Regions from separate parts of the Homo sapiens genome. Here region 2 is linked to region 1. The links are chromatin contacts, found by Hi-C in ENCODE. All regions are on one chromosome and are shown on one strand. Each heading gives the region's core, a stretch centred on a gene start or an enhancer-like site at or near the end of the contact. The rest is flanking DNA. Distances are from core to core; before and after follow the strand shown.

The links. A loop is a pair of places that touch in the nucleus more often than their neighbours do. Pooled maps may share reads with other maps.
Region 2: a pooled map of gastrocnemius medialis shows a loop between it and region 1 (2.3-fold over the local background). The contact joins the promoter of FBXO40 here to the promoter of KPNA1 in region 1. A Hi-C loop is called at or near these places in 2 of 50 pooled maps.

What each region holds. Positions count from the first base shown.
Region 1 is chr3:122,513,493-122,516,325 of GRCh38, forward strand. KPNA1 (karyopherin subunit alpha 1) reads right to left here and starts at 1,447. Exons shown (of 14, transcript NM_002264.4): 1 at 1,265-1,447. It overlaps LOC107984000 (a long non-coding RNA gene), which reads left to right and starts at 1,537. Exons shown (of 2, transcript XR_924403.3): 1 at 1,537-1,636. RefSeq lists a silencer at 725-1,414.
Region 2 is chr3:121,592,024-121,594,723 of GRCh38, forward strand. It overlaps FBXO40 (F-box protein 40), which reads left to right and starts at 1,356. Exons shown (of 4, transcript NM_016298.4): 1 at 1,356-1,479. RefSeq lists enhancers at 713-1,912, 726-1,376, 1,377-2,028 and a silencer at 1,299-1,593.

The DNA of each region.
Region 1 (2,833 bases), core at 197-2,696:
ACAAATGCAAAAGCTAGTTAAGACAAAAACAATGTCGAGAATGAGCCTTGCTGGTGGCATCCGCCTGTAGTTCCAGCTAGTAGGGAGGATGCCTTGAGGCCAGGAGTTCCAGATCAGCCCGGGAAACAAAGCAAGACTCCATCTCTTAAGAAAAAAAAAAACAAAACAGGAGGGGGGAAATCACTTCATCTACTAATAGAGATTTTTAAGCAACCGTTTATTTAAGAAAAAAGGGTGAAATTCAAGTTAATATTACTTGACAGTACGTTTCAGAAAAAAAAATACTCTGCAGAGCTGGGTGTGGTTGCCCAAGACTAGTCCCAGCTACTTGGGAAGCTGAGGCAAGAGGACAGTTTGAGCTCAGGAGTTGGAGTACAGCCTGGGCAATATAGCGAGACCCCATCTCTTTAAAATACAAACAAAAACTCGGCAATCGTTTGTTCTGAGTTGAAACCTTAAAAATCAAATATTTTGAACGCTTTCATTTAAAAGTGGAACACGACCCAATCCTAAAACATTACTTCATGACGACTTCCTTGACTCCAGTCATCCTTGTTTCCTCCTCCCGTTTTGAGCTTAATCCGATACCTCGCTGCTTCCCTCGCATCGCACACGCGGCGTGCAGACCAAGTTCTGTCATTGCTATAATTACCACACCCCCGATCAGCCGCTCCAGGCCCATGTTGTTATGACATCGGTAAACTGCAGCCGGCCGTCTCCACCCCCCGCTTCCCCCACCTCCCTCCGGGCCGCCGGCTCCGACCCGGTCTGTAACTTGTGAATTCCCAAGACGGTCCCTTTTTGCCAGGGTTAGAATTTTTACACGCCACCCCTGCTCCTTCCTGCCTCTGTCACAGCGCTCTGCGCGGCCCACCCCCGCCTCCCGCCCGCCGCCCGGCCGCGGCGCAGGCTCCGCGCTCGCCTCCTCTCCGCCCGCTGCCTCGGCGCCCCGCAGTCCCCGGCGCCGCTTACAGCCCCGCCGCCGCGCCACGCCGCCCCGCCCCGCCTAGCCTCGACCGGCGTTCCCGATGGCGATCACACCAGGGCTCCCCACCCCCACCCTCTCCTCCGCCGGCCTTGTGGCCGTTAGGACAGCCGGGCCCGTGACGCACGGACGCGGCGCGAGCGTCCGGCCCAGGAACCCCGGCTCTAGGCCCTGCCGGCACCCGCCCTCGCCCCAGGGCCTCTCCTGAGTCCCTCCGGGACTGCCCGGATCTGCCGGCGGGAGGGGGAGGGGCCGGGGCCGCAAGGCCCCAGCACTCACCAGGCTCAAGGCAACCGATCCCGGTGCCACCGCTGAAGTTAGCCCCTCGCTCGCCCGCCCGCCGTGCCACTCCCGCGCACAACCTCGAAGAGCTGGCCCGCGCCTCGGCGGTGCTCACCAGGCCTCGCTCTCCGCCGCCTCGCACCGAGCAGCGAGACTCAGCTCAGCCGGCGTTCGCAGTGCGCCTGCGTGCGGGGGCCGGCCCGAGCGCCTACGCGCGCCCCTCCGGCGCTTGTCGCAGAGGCTGCCGGGAGACGTAGTCTTGTAACGCTCTCTCGCCGGACATTCCTAATGGTTAGCGCCCAGCCTGTGAAGAGTCGGGGGTCGGGGAGGGGGTCTCGCTAAGAAGGAGGTTTGCAGACCATGGCAAAGGTTGGAGAAAGTTATATGTACAAACCTGTCTTTGCTAAGCTCTTCCAGGGCGGATCGATGCTCACCTCTGTATAGCTTCTAAGTACCTAATACGCGTTGATGGAATGAATGATGGAATGATTGAAGGCTGAGGGAGTATTACAAAATTAGTAGGTCAGCGCCTCGTGTCTAAAGGGCTCACATGCAGCATGAATGCAGGAAGCTTCTGGACATTCCTTTTTTAGTTATCTCCCATCCCCTTTGCTTGATAACGTATGCGTAGTATCAAAAATAATTAAGGGCCGGGCGCGGTGGCTCACACCTGTAATCCCAGCACCTTGGGAGGCCGAGGTGGGTGGATCACTTGAGGCTAGGAGTTTTGAGACTAGCCTGGGCAACATGGCGAAACCCCGTCTCTACTAAAAACACAAAAATTAGCAGGGGGTGGTGACGGGCGCCTGAAGTCCCAGCTACTCGGGAGGCTGAGGTGGGAGAATCACCTGAGCCCGGGGTTGACGGTGAGACTGCAGTGAGCCGAGATCGCGCCACTACACTCCAGCCTGGGCAACCGGAGTGAGACCCTGCCTCAAAAATAATAATAACAATAATAATAATAATAATAATGAAACTACATGAAACACATACTCGTTTTACTCTCAACTGCTCTCAAACGAAAACTTGGAGCAAATGATTGCTAATGTTAAATTTCATGGAATTCTTTGGGGGAGCAAATGGAGTAGTGGCTTCAAAAGAAGAAAAACTGAAGCCAGCCTAGCAGGGATCACGGAATAGTAGACAGATTTAAAACACATGCCAAGAAGCAAGGTGAAAGAGATGAGGTAGATTAATACATTTATAAATGTCCCAGGGAAGAGGAGAGGAGAGAGGACCACTCTACCTGAATCCTAGGTTATGCAATGTTCATTTGTCCTGGACTTCTCTCTGCTGCATCAGCATTCTCCCGCTGATGTTGTGTTTACTAAGATCAGAGTTGAGTTTGAGCAAGGGGGCTGGGGAAAGGGAAGGTGTGTTCAACAGGAGAGACTTAAGGGCAAGTTTGCCTGACCACAGCTAGACTGAAGACAGATCACCTTATTCCAATAAGGAACTAAGACTGATTATTCAGAGCCGGTCTTCAGTCTTTGGGAAAGCTAATTTATTTCCGGTTCACCCTTATTCCTAGCTAGTCCTTGATGGTCCCATCCAAAAGTCTGGGGT
Region 2 (2,700 bases), core at 106-2,605, 920 kb before region 1:
AGTTTACCTCCAAGGACATATATGTATGAAGAATCCAGGGGAAAGGTTAATTCGATGGCTGTTAATCACAGCCAAATTTAGCACATCTGCTGTTAGTCAAAATACATTCAAATACATTCAAATAACAGCTGGCATTGTGGAGCACTTGGCATGTGGTACATATCATTCATGTGCCTTATGTGTACTGACACAGTTACCTGTGGTCGCACCAAGTATCATCGCCATTTCACAATGGGGAAAACTGAAATAGAAAATGGTTAAGTAAATTTGTCAAAATCACATACCTAATCCCAGCACTTTGGGAGGCTGAGGTGGGAGGATCATGAGGTCAGGATTTCGAGACCAGCGTGACAAACATGGTGAAACCCCGTCTCTGCTAAAAATACAAAAATTAGCCAGGTATGGTGGTACGTGCCTGTAATCCCAGATACTCAGGAGGCTGAGGCAGGAGAATCACTTGAAGCCAGGAGGTGGAGGTTGCAGTGAGCCGAGATCACGCCACTGCACTCTATCCTGGGCAACAGAGCGAGACTCTGTCTCAAAAAAAAAAAAAAGAAAAAGAAAACACCAAAGCCGGGATTCTATATTTTTTTCACTCACAAGATCCTGAATGAGTTTATCTGAAGATGATAAGATAAAGAACGCTAGACTGAGAGTTAAACAAGCTCTCTGGGGCTTTCCTCTGGCTCTTCCACTAACGAGATGTGTGACCTTGGATGAGCAATTTCCCTTTTCTGAATCTCTGTCTCCTCATCTGTAAAAAGAGGGAGCTGGACTAAATGACAGCTAAAGCCTCCTACAACCTCTAATTCTCTCACACTGGATTTACTCTACACCTGGTATCTGAATTACAAACTCTCCCTTTTCCAGGAAAGATGAAAGGACCAGGGGAGGACAGACACTTACTTGTCACGACAAGAGATAGGAGAAACTGAAGCAGGACACCATGTCATTTGCACAAGTTGCTGCTTCAGCCAGTGATGGGTTTAGGTGAGGAGCATGGTTATAATTAGAGCAGCAGCCAGTCCTGAAGGCTGTGCCAGCCTCCTTCAGCACAGCTGGGCCTGCCGACTGCACATGCAGGAATCTGAGAGGCTGTTCTGGCCTTGAAAATGATCCTTCTTAAAAGGATTTTCCTCCTTCCTCAAGGGAAAGAAAACCTATTGATATAAAACTTCACTTCCCATTCAGTTTCCCCTGCTAAATGCCACTCCAGTAGAGACTGAGTGTTGATAAATACAGGGGAAGGAAAAAGTCGTAAGCTGAGCCTGGTCACATTGCCCCTTGTGATATCGTTTTATTTTTAACTTCGCAACACTTGGACTATTTCTGTTGAAGTTTTCTCTCCTTTCCCTGCCTTCCCAACAGAACGCTGTCCTCTACTGCAGCTGATGCAACCCAGCCACCTCCCGGCAATCCGCTTACTTGCAATCAAGGGTTCAGGTGCAAGCAGATGCTGACTCAGCCTGTTCCATTAAGGTAAGTATTCAAACAGGAGCAGGTGCACCATGACGAGGACATTCAGTGGTGAATATGCAGATGAAGCTGAGCCGCATATCACTTTTGTGTCCTGTGGAAGAGGATTGTTAAGCAAATTAGTTATGTAAAGATGTGGGGGAAAGGCTGGCACTGAGAATGAGATCCAGCCGTGTGTAAATTTCTGTTTCCATTTCAAGAGCAGGTAGAGTACTTGCTTTCTGACAGCTTAGGTTCTTTCTTCTATAATCAACAAGAGTAGTTATGATATCTGTAAAGTTACAACATGGTGATGGGTGGGGGGATCTGGGGAAGTGGAGGAGGTGGTGAGGAAACAAGTGGAAGGCCTAGAATCCAGGATTTCTATTCCCTTTTCTTTCTTTTTTGAGACAGTCTTGCTCTGTCACCCAGGCTGGAGTGCAGTGGCACCATCTTGGCTCACTGCAGCCCCTACCTCCCAGGTTCTAGTGATTCTCCTGCCTCAGCCTTCCGAGTAGCTGAGACTACAGGCACATGCCACCACATCCGGCCAATTTTTGTATTTTTTTAGTAGAGACAGAGTTTCACCTTGATGGCTAGGCTGGTCTTGAACTCCTGGCCTCAAATGATCCGCCCACCTCAGCCTCCAAAAGCGCTGGGATTACAGGTCTGAGCCACTGTGCCTGGCCCAGAATTTCTATTATTTATTTATTTATTTAATTCATTGTTATTATTTTTTTGAGACAGAGTCTCACTCTGTTGCCCAGGCTGGAGTGCAGTGGTGCAGTCTCAGCTCACTGCAACCTCCACCTTCTAGGTTCAAGAGAGCCTCCTGCTTCAGCCTCCTGAGTAGCTGGGACTACAGGCCTGTGCCACCACGCCTGGCTAATTTTTGTATTTTTAGTAGAGATGGGGTTTCACCATGTTGGCCAGGCTGGTCTTGAACTCCTGGCCTCAAGTGATCCACCCGCTTCGGCCTCCCAAAGTGCTGAGAATACAAGCATGAGCCGCTGTGCCTGATCAGAATTTCTGTTTTCTAAAGTCTAAATGCTGTGATCTTTTCTCCAGTCAACATTTGCTATGTTTGCTTGCAAGTCATTCTCATGTAGCTTAAAATTTCGTCTGCTGTGTCATACTACTGGTTAATAAGCACAACTGTATTTTCTGTATATACTATTCAAACTCCGCAGAGTTTAACACCTTTTTTTCGCCAACAATATTCTCTAAGTGTGGCCCTCTTCTCCC